2 separate regions of the Mus musculus genome follow, and region 2 is linked to region 1. The links are chromatin contacts, found by POLR2A ChIA-PET in ENCODE. All regions are on one chromosome and are shown on one strand. Each heading gives the region's core, a stretch centred on a gene start or an enhancer-like site at or near the end of the contact. The rest is flanking DNA. Distances are from core to core; before and after follow the strand shown.

Region 1 (5,074 bases), core at 474-2,973:
CTATGCTCTCCCTCCCTACCATAGGCTGCCCTGGACAGCTCACAGTGTAGCTCAGGCCACCCAACTACTGTGATTGCAGGTGTGCATTACCACCCCCAGCTAAGTTCTCTGGTCTTTATCATAGTAAAGCTCTCAGAGCTGGCACCCTGAGGATCATTCGGAGCTTCACATTTAAATCCAGCCATGAACAGACTCTTCAACAGCCCCACAGAGTCCAAGCCAGCTGGTCCAAGGGCTTTAGGACCTGGCCTTCTGCCCCAGCTCTGTCTCTTCATGTTCTGCCCCTATGCACACACCCACACACGTGAGGGCACACACACTCTTCCTATCTGCACCCGCTGACCTCTCCTGAAGCTGTCTATTGGCCCTCTTTACAGTGCCCCAGACTGCCCTACCCTGCTTCGGGCTCTGATACAGGAAAGGAAACTAGGGAGGCAAAAATACACAAAGCTCCTTTGCCCATCGCTCCCAACCCCCACTCCCCGGGATCTAGGCTCACATAGTTGGTGTAGATGAGGGTGACATATTTGCCGCGAAGGTCCTCCACCCCATCATTCACCATATCCATCTGGGCGGCCTCCCTCTGGTTTTTCCCATAAAGCCCTACGGGTTGAGAGAGACAGCATGACTGATCCCTGATTTCCTCAGGCATGTGGCTGTTGGTAGGTCGAGGTCTTGGGGGAGGGGATATGGGCAGTCATGTGAGACCCGAGCTCATGAAAGGCAACAGGAAGCCATGGCAGGCAGACCACAGATGCAGCCTGAACAAGAATAATCTCTGTGTGTCCCTGTTTTGCTCTGTCAACTCAAAACTAAAAAGGGAGTGGCCAGCTGGGCAGATACCCCCTGAAACAATAACTGATACCCCCCCCACCACCCTGCCCACCAGCTGGACCACCTGGGTTCAGGACTTACCCAAAGAGCGGCCAAGGTGTCTCAAGATGGCATTAGATTGGTAAAGGGTGAGGTCTCCATCCTCAAACTTGGGGAGCTGCCCATACAGCTGGAGGGAGGAACAAGAACCTTGGTGATGCTGCTGCCTCCCAGTCACAGCCCTCCTAAGGCCCTACCTCTGCCCCCTCCACTACGGGTGTCACTCACACAAGTGGGCTTGAGCAAGCCTTGCATCCAGGTATCTATGGTAACCACCTCCTCCTTCCAGCTCTGGCCCTGGTCAGCCAGCAGCATTCGCATGGCCTCACACCGCCCTGTATGGAGTCAGGGTAAGGATTTGGGGACAGCATTCAGGCCCAGCCTCAAAGCAATTTCAAGTACAAGGACCACTTGCAACCAGAAGGAGAATAAAAAATGAACTGGAATTTCTTCATGGAGGATAGGAATGGTGGGCTGCAACCCCTACCCCAGACCTCCCCTTCCTGCAGTCATTTGGTCTTACCTCGAACTGGGAAGTAGACAATGGTGTATGGTGGCACTGGGGTGGACAAGAGAAGAATGTTAGGTAGAAAAGGGGTAATGATTAGGTTTCAGAGTGGTACACTTTCCCACCCCATCTCCCGGGTCCCTTCTCTGGTTTGAAACGCCTCCCCATCCCCCACCCCACGCCCCAGGCTCCTGTTGCAAGCTGCCCGGTGCAAAGAGCGCCAGTCGTGAGCGAGCCCAGGCCCCGACAGCTGCAAGCTGGTTGTCCTGGGAAGCTGTGCGGAGCGGACTCACTGCCTGCTGGGTGCGGATTCAGTGCTGCGTAGACAGAGGGGTACTCAGAGTGAGGACGCACGCGTAGGCCACCGGGCCGCCAGCCTTATAAGGGGCATCGCGCTCCGCCCCGGATGCTGACTCAACACGTTGGAGAGAGAAGCCGGTAGCGGAGCTCTGCAGCTCCCGCCTCCTGCCGGGGACACTCGCTTGTGGGACCCGAGTCTGCAGCGGTGCTGGGTTCATTTTTTGGTCCTGCTCCGAGAAGGGTGTGTCCAGCTCCCTTCCACTTTGTACTGGAGCTGGACAGCTTTCTGCAGCATGTGCAACTCTGTCAGCCTTTTGCCTGTCCCCATCTACCAACCTCTGTAGTAGATTCCACTAGTGGCCATCCTTAACTCACCAACTTCTTTCTCCTCCCAAAGAGCTTCATTTGATCATTTGACCTTCGCCAGGAGTAATCAGAAAATTGTTATCCTAACTCCTCACACTCGACACAAACACCAAATAAATGATAAAAATAAACGAGACTAACAGGGTTGGAGAGATGGTGCAGCAGGTAAAGTACGTACTACACAAGTTCGAGCACCTTCTTCTCACCTCAGCACCTACATAAAAAGGGTGCAGCACGCATACAGAATCCCGACTCTAGTCCAGGTGGTGGCGGAGGCTCTCATCTTTAATCTCAGCACTCAGAAGAGAGGCAGGCAGATCTCTGTGAGTTTGAGGCCAGCCTGGTCTACAGAGTGAATCTCAGGACAGCCAAGGCTACACATGAGATTTTTGTCTTAGGAGAAAAAAAAAAAAAGGAACCCCAGCTCTGTGAGAATAGGGACAAATCTTGAGTTTTGTTAGCTGACCCGTCTAGATGAACAGGTAGGCTCCAGGTTGAGTAAGAGACCCTGTCTCAAAAAAATAAGGTGAAGAAAAAAAATTCATCTGTATGATTCTCCACCTTTAAACAGGCCAATCCAAGCCCCACATAACATAGGTGCACATTTACTGAATCTGGAGTCTTTATTCTGTTATGACATCTCTGTATTGTGTAAAACTTTCATTACATAAAACTGAATGATTTTTCAGTTGGTTTAAAAGAATCACCCCTAGTGACATCTTTTTTAAAGATTTATTTTATGTTTGTGAGTACACTGTAGCTGTCTTCAGACACACCAGAAGAGGGCATCAGATCCCATCACTGATGGTTATGGACCACCATGTGGTTGCTGGGAATTGAACTCAGGACATGTGGAAGAACAGTCAGTGCTCTTAACTGCTGGGCATCTCTTCAGCCCGATAATCCTTCTAATTTTAACTCTCAGGGCTAGTAAGAACAAGACAAAAAAAAAAAAAAAAAAAGAAGAAGCAAACAAAATCCACTAAAAGTTAGATTTCTGTTTAGATAAGATTTTATCTTCTCCTCGGTGTCTTACTTACTCTGAGAACTCTTGTTAACTCACCTTGGCTTGTATGTGTAGGGGGCAACAAAACTCACGTATCACCAGCAAGGTAAGCAGAGGCCCTCTGTACAGTTTGTGACCCTCCACCAGGCCAGCCTCGGGTCACAGTTCCTTAGCCCATCCAAAGCCAGGGAATTAGCTCTGGCCTGCAGCCAGGTGTTGAGTATTCCTGGGACTGACTGGCAAATCAACATGGGGCCCCCTTCATTACATGTTGGTTCACTTTTCTTTCTTCCTTCCTTCCTTTCTTTCTTCCGTTCTTCCTTCCTTCCTTCCTTTCTTTCCTTTTTTGTCCCTGGTTTTTAAGACAAGGTTTCTCTGTATAGATCTGGCTGTCCTGGAACTCTGTACACTCCTACACTCTGAAGATCAGGCTAGCCTCCAACTCAGAAATCCACCTGCCTCTGCCTCACAAGTGCTGGGATTAAATGTGTGCGCCACCACTGCCCAGCTCATTCATATATATATGTGTGTGTGTGTATGAGAGAGTTGGGGTGGGGGTGGGGGTAGAGGCAGGGTTTCTCTGTGTAGCCTTGGCTGGCCTGGAACTCACTTTGTAGACCAGGCTGGCCTCGAACTCAGAAATCCGCCTGCCTCTGCCTCCCAAGTACTGAGATTAAAGGCATGCACCACTATGCCCACTGTTTTGTTTTGTTTTTTAGATTTATTTATTATATGTAAGTACACACCAGAAGAGGGCATAAGTTCTCATTATGGATGGTTGTGAGCCACCATGTGGTTGTTGGGATTTTAACTCAGAACCTCCTGAAGAGCAGTCAATGCTGTTAATTGCTGAGCCATCTCTCCAGCCCTAATTTCTCTTCTTCTTCTGCTCTTAACCCCTTCCTGTTTCAAAGGTCAGCAAATATTAAGCAGGAAGATGTCCTGGTCCCACCCTTATGTGCAAGTTTCCTGTCCTCTGCCCTTTTCCAGCCTGAGGGTCCCAGAGCCCCCTTTTCAACAGGAAACGGCACCAAAGACACCTCTTCTGTCTTACAAACTTTATTAGTGCTGGGAAAACGGGGACAAGAAGCTCTTGTCTCTTCAGTCCACTACTGTTTGCCATTGCCATTGATGGGACGGTTCACATGTTCCGGGGAGGACAGAAAGGCCTTGATCTTGGGCCGGGCACTGAGGCGAGCCACATAGGCAGAGAGCAGGGGGAAGTTGTCCAGGCAGCCAGGGGCCAGGACTTGGTGGATCAGCAGCAGGTCCAGCAAGTTGTAATCGGCAAAGGAGATCTGCAGGGGCAGGAGGTGTGGGTCTCAGCAGCTGGGAGGAGGCTGGGGCTGGGGGGCAGAGAGCTGAGGGCCCTCACCCCCACCTCCACCCCTTAGCTCTGCTCCACTTTACATATGGCTCCCTCTTGTCCTTATCCACAAGGCAAAGGCAATGCAAGAGATGCTCACCTGGTCACCCACGATGAAAGCTTTGCCTCCCTGGTTCTGGGACAGCAGGGTCTCAAAAGGCTTCAGATGCCCAGGCAGGGCCTTCACGTAGTCATTCTTACCATTCTCCTGCCAGGGAGACACCCAAAGATGTACCATCCTCCCACTGTCACAGTGCCCTGGGCACTGGACTCCTGCTGCCCTGTAATGAATTCCAGATATACCCCCCCCCCCAGGGACATGGCCTACCACTACCTACTTCCTGGGCTACCCTACCCCCCAGATTCAGGCTCACATAGTTTCTGTAGATCATGGTGCCATATTTGCCGCGAAGGTCCTCCACCCCATCATTCACCATATCCACCTGGGCGGCCTCCCTCTGGTTTTTCCCATAAAGCCCTGCGGGTTGGGAGAGACAGCATGACTGATCCCTGATTTCCTCAGGTATGTGGCTGTTGGTAGGTCGCAGTCTTGGGGGAGGGGATATGGGTAGTCATGTGAGACCTGAGCTCATGAAAGGCAACAGGAAGCCATGGCAGGCAGACCACAGATGCAGCCTGAACAAGGATAATCTCT
Region 2 (4,715 bases), core at 1,641-4,140, 150 kb after region 1:
CATCCACTGCGGGTCCCCGGGGGCTGCTGCCAGCTCCTGTTGGTGGGAGGAAGGGAGATATGGAGGGTCAGGTGGCAGGGAGCTCTGAGAAGGGGTAGTAAAGATCCTGCCAACTTTCTTACCTGGTAGGTGCCAGGGTTGTTCTTCTGACACATCCGGGCCCCACACAGGAGGGGCCAACACCGGGCACGCAGGGCTGAGGGGATGCCCTTGCGGCACTGGATCTTTACCTGTGGGTGAGGTCAGATGCATTAGGGTTTCTTCTGCTCTCTTGCTCTCAGGCACAGCTTGCTTGCTTCTTTCTTTCGGTCTTTTCCTTCCTTCCTTTCTTTTTTTGGTTTTTGGATACAGGGTTTCTCTTTATAGCCCTGGCTGTCCTGGAACTCACTCTGTAGACCAGGCTGGCCTTTAACTCAGAAATCCGCCTGCCTCTGCCTCCCAAGTGTTAGGATTAAAGGTGTGCGCCACCATTGCCCAGCTCTAAGCACAGCTTTTCTTTGGTCAAGAGTCCACTTGGGAAGCAGAAGCAGGGGGATTGAGAACTTTGGGAACCAGTGTATGTACACCTCTTTTTCCTTACCTTCTTGTATCGTCGGGACATGGTCTTCTCCCAGTGTAAGGTCATTTCCACCCATTTCATCTCTCGCTGGCGGATGAGGTCTGCAGAGGGTTGACAAAGCCTGGAGGCACACAACAGACACAGTATCAAAGGTAAAGGAAGGGGATTTGGGTTTCAATAGGGATAGAAACTGGCCAGGCGTGGTGGAGCACTTTAATCCCAGCACTCGGGAGGCAGAGGCAGGCAGATTTCTGAGTTCGAGGCCAGCCTGGTCTACAGAGTGAGTTCCAGGACAGCCAGGGCTATACAGAGAAACCCTGTCTTGAAACAAACAAACAAACAAACAAACAAACAAACAGGAATAAAGGGATAGAAGCTGGAAAGACTAATGGGATGAGGAGGTATTTAGGGTAGGTCTATTTGGCTGTCCCCTAAAACAGAGACAGAGCTAACTCATAGGGGAAGCTGGGTGGATAGTGCCCTGGACTGGAAGCCTGAAGTCCTGAGTCTGAATCTGCTTCTTTTTCTGATCTGCTGTGCGATGTGTCAAGTTTCTGTCTGTGATTAACTGTGTAAGGGAAACCTGGAGAAGAGAAGACATCCAAATTTCCATCTGGGGTTCTTGGACCAGAGGTTAAAAGGGAAAGGATGTTCAGCTTTAGGGGAAGGTACAGATCGTCAGAGGATAAAGAGATAAAGCACACCCCACCCCCACCCCCACCCCACCACGCGGAACCGAGCAGTGACACCAGCAGCTGAGTTTTGGGCTAGTGTCCTCAGTCTCTGGACCCTACTCTCTCCCCTACCCATGCCTCACTCACCTCAGTTCACCTGAGTTGCCCCCAATGAAGCCATAACGGTCAGCCTGGCGATATGGACTGGGCCCACTCAGCTCTGAGTCAGACCCTAGGGAGCTAGAATCATCCTGTAGTTCTGATAACAAGTCCTCTCCCAGGGCCTGGGCCATTCTGCCCTGGACCCCAGTGTCACAGGCTGCAAGACATACAGAGAGCCAGTGTGAACAGCCAGACTCAGGCTGGGGATTCCAGCCACCAGTCCTCAGTCACAGGGGACTAAGCCCCCTCTTTTGCTGGGGAGTCGGGTAGACCCTGAGACCAAGTCTCTGTGCAGAGCCCCAGCCCCAAGCCTGGCCCCTACCCCAGCAGCCCGGCTCACCTCCTTGCTGCACCTCACCTCTTCTTCTCACTTCCTCCTCAGTCTCAGCTCAGCAGCTTGCTGGGGGCCCCTCCCTGGTGGGGGGACTCCCCCCTTCCTCTGTGAGGTTCTTCCTGCTTGCCCTAGTGCCAGAGCCACGACCTCCTCCCATCCAGAGGATGCTGGGTGTATTGATTCCCTGGCTGGCCCAAATTGAAGATGACAGGCCACCTTCAGTTTTACCAAGTAAAACCAATTTATGGTTCCAATAATAATTATCCTTTAATGTCATCCCACCCCTCCAACCCCCTGCCCCGGGTTTTTTGTTTTGTTTTGTTTTGAGAGTGAAGGGGTAGTGTGAGAACAGGGTCTTATGTAGCCCAGACAGGAGATGACCCTGAACTTCTGATCCTCCTGTGTCCAGACTCCTGAGTGCAGGAATTTCAGGCACTGGAATTATAGGTTTACGACACCAAGCCTACTTTAATGTTCCTTCCAGAGCCGGAGCTGGAACCTCAGGCCTTGCACATGCTAGACAAGTCCAAGTACTCTACAAAGGACTTACAACATGAACGAGATACAACGTATTACATCACTTATGGAAAAAAAATGGACGTAGCAGGCACCAAGGCAACCTGGACCAAAACACTGCTTAGAGTTCAGTAGCAGGTGTTCATGGGTCTGGCCATAAAGATGGAGGTGAATGTGAGGCTCCGGAGGTCTGGAGCCCACTCTCAGTATCATTAAGCCTTAGTTTCTTTTTCTGCACTTCGAGGAATTTATTTAGTGTTTGAGAAGTCAGCGATTAACATGCTCATACCACAGTCCCACGCAGGGCTGGGGTGGGAGAGACTTGGAAAGAGAAAAACAATTCCTACAGTACTTCCGGCCCTAACTCATCTGAACGCGGCAGGGCGATTCCTCCAGGGTGGAGCCGACCTAACCCCGCCCTACCGAACCCCGGCTCACCACCCCTGCCAGCCCCGCCCGCTCGCCCGAGGCCCTCTCGGGCTGCGGAGCTTCCCGTCCAGGGGAGGCGCTAGAGAGCGGGGAACTACGGACGCGGCAGGGCGGGGCGGGGCGGTCGACCGAAGAGGAGGGGCGGCGGGCCGGGGGCGGGCTGGGGAGGGCGGAAGGAGAGCCAGGCCGGAAGGAGGCTGTAAGAGGGCGGGAGGCAGGAGAGGGCCCGGAGCTGGTGGGCCGGAGCGGCGGCGCCGCCATGTCCGACAGCGAGAAGCTCAACCTGGACTCCATCATCGGGCGCCTGCTGGAAGGTGGGCAGGGGTAGGGAAGGTGCGCTCGCGCCGAGCCCGGGCCCCTCGCCGTCTGGAAGTGGCGCGCGGGCGGCCCGCCGCTCCCGGGGGCTAGCGTCGCTTGGGCGGGGACAGGCCGTGAGGATCCATGGCCACGGCACCCCCCCCCCCCGCGGGCGCCTGGGCTTTGGAGCGCGCTCAGAGGCCGGGGGTGCACGAGTGCCCGGGACTCAGGGTGAGGCTCCTGCGAAGCTAGCTGGGAAGGGATCCCGAAGCGAGGAAGCTTCGGCTGACAGGCTGCTGAGCACAGGCGTTTCTCTGGAGGCCCTCCGGGTGGCTAAGGGGTCGGATCTTGCCTTTGAAGGCCTGACGCAAAGGTTTCGGGGTGAGGGGGTGGGGGCTCACTTGCAACAGTTGCCCCTGTTAGGGGGGCGCGACACCTACCCTCGTCCGGTCTGCGAGGTCAGGGTCCCAAGACCCTATTCCGTACTCAGTGCAGGGCTCACGGCCTGGGAAGAACGTGCAGCTGACAGAGAACGAGATCCGTGGTCTGTGCCTCAAATCCCGGGAGATTTTCCTGAGCCAGCCCATTCTTCTGGAGCTTGAGGCGCCCCTCAAGATCTGTGGTAAATCCTTGCACAGAACCCTTTTGCTTCCTGAAAATAGCCCCTACTCGTGCCCCATTAACCGTGTTCCTCCACCCTTTAACCTATTGCTGGCCCTGGGGTCAAGTTTACATCTTGCACCTACCTAGTTTTCTCTGGTTCCCAGGTGACATCCATGGCCAGTACTATGACCTTCTACGGCTGTTTGAGTATGGTGGCTTCCCTCCAGAGAGCAACTACCTCTTCTTGGGGGATTATGTAGATCGGGGCAAGCAGTCTTTGGAGACCATCTGCCTGTTGCTGGCCTATAAGATCAGATACCCGGAGAATTTCTTTCTACTTCGTGGGAACCATGAGTGTGCCAGCATCAACCGCATTTATGGCTTCTATGATGAATGTAAGTGCTTTGAATGTTGCTGTCTGCCCAGAACTACATTCCCTGCTCTTCATGGGCCCCCTACATTGGTCTAGTGCCAAAAGACCCCCAATGATGAGCCCTGTAGGGCCCCAGCAACACGTCTGTCGTCCTTGGCGCTCAGGAGGGGCCTGGTGAATGGATGTACATGCAGGGCTGCCCATTTGCTAAAGCCACAGCCCTGCCTGATGACACCCCCTTCTAGTACATTCCTTAGTAAACATTTAGGATGCCTGTATGAATAAAACAGACCCACTCCTGGTTTGGCCTCATCCATGGGACCAGAGTGGGTACCACCATCATGGTTGGGCCAGACGAGTTCAGGTGTTGGAATTCTGGAAGGTAGATGAGGGTAGAGCAAAGAGAAGAATGTAAGCTTTCTTTGCTTTTCGGTCTTTTTTTCTCAGCTTTGTCCCTGGATGGGTGCACAGAAACCTAGACTGGGGTTGGGGGTTGGGGGTGTAGTCTTCCCTATGAGCCGCTTCCTTTTGCGCAGGCAAGAGAAGATACAACATCAAACTGTGGAAGACGTTCACTGACTGCTTCAACTGCCTGCCCATTGCAGCCATTGTGGATGAGAAGATCTTCTGCTGCCACGGGGGTGAGAGTGGTTGTGGGTCTGTGCTTGGGTTCTTGGGCCACATCCTTAGGGGCCTTGTAAAGTTAACAGAACTCTTCTCAGTTCCCTGGAATAGCGCTCCTTGAATCTCATCTTGGATATCGCTTAT

Evidence for each region. ChIA-PET counts read pairs that join two places held with the same protein, here RNA polymerase II (POLR2A).
Region 2: POLR2A ChIA-PET joins it to region 1 with 16 read pairs in Patski. The contact joins the promoter of Ppp1ca here to the promoter of Gstp1 in region 1. POLR2A ChIA-PET finds 5 or more read pairs at or near these places in 4 of 5 experiments (Patski and embryonic stem cell).

What each region holds. Positions count from the first base shown.
Region 1 is chr19:4,036,189-4,041,262 of GRCm38, forward strand. It overlaps Gstp1 (glutathione S-transferase, pi 1), which reads right to left and starts at 1,724. Exons shown (of 7, transcript NM_013541.1): 1 at 1,675-1,724; 2 at 1,397-1,432; 3 at 1,102-1,208; 4 at 916-1,003; 5 at 500-603. The coding sequence starts at 1,675. Gstp2 (glutathione S-transferase, pi 2) reads right to left here. Exons shown (of 7, transcript NM_181796.2): 5 at 4,794-4,897; 6 at 4,520-4,627; 7 at 4,100-4,351. The coding sequence ends at 4,163.
Region 2 is chr19:4,189,284-4,193,998 of GRCm38, forward strand. Ppp1ca (protein phosphatase 1 catalytic subunit alpha) reads left to right here and starts at 2,891. Exons shown (of 7, transcript NM_031868.2): 1 at 2,891-2,988; 2 at 3,462-3,593; 3 at 3,739-3,969; 4 at 4,484-4,588. The coding sequence starts at 2,934. It overlaps Tbc1d10c (TBC1 domain family, member 10c), which reads right to left and starts at 1,764. Exons shown (of 10, transcript NM_178650.3): 1 at 1,736-1,764; 2 at 1,381-1,552; 3 at 581-680; 4 at 123-230; 5 at 1-36. The coding sequence starts at 1,526.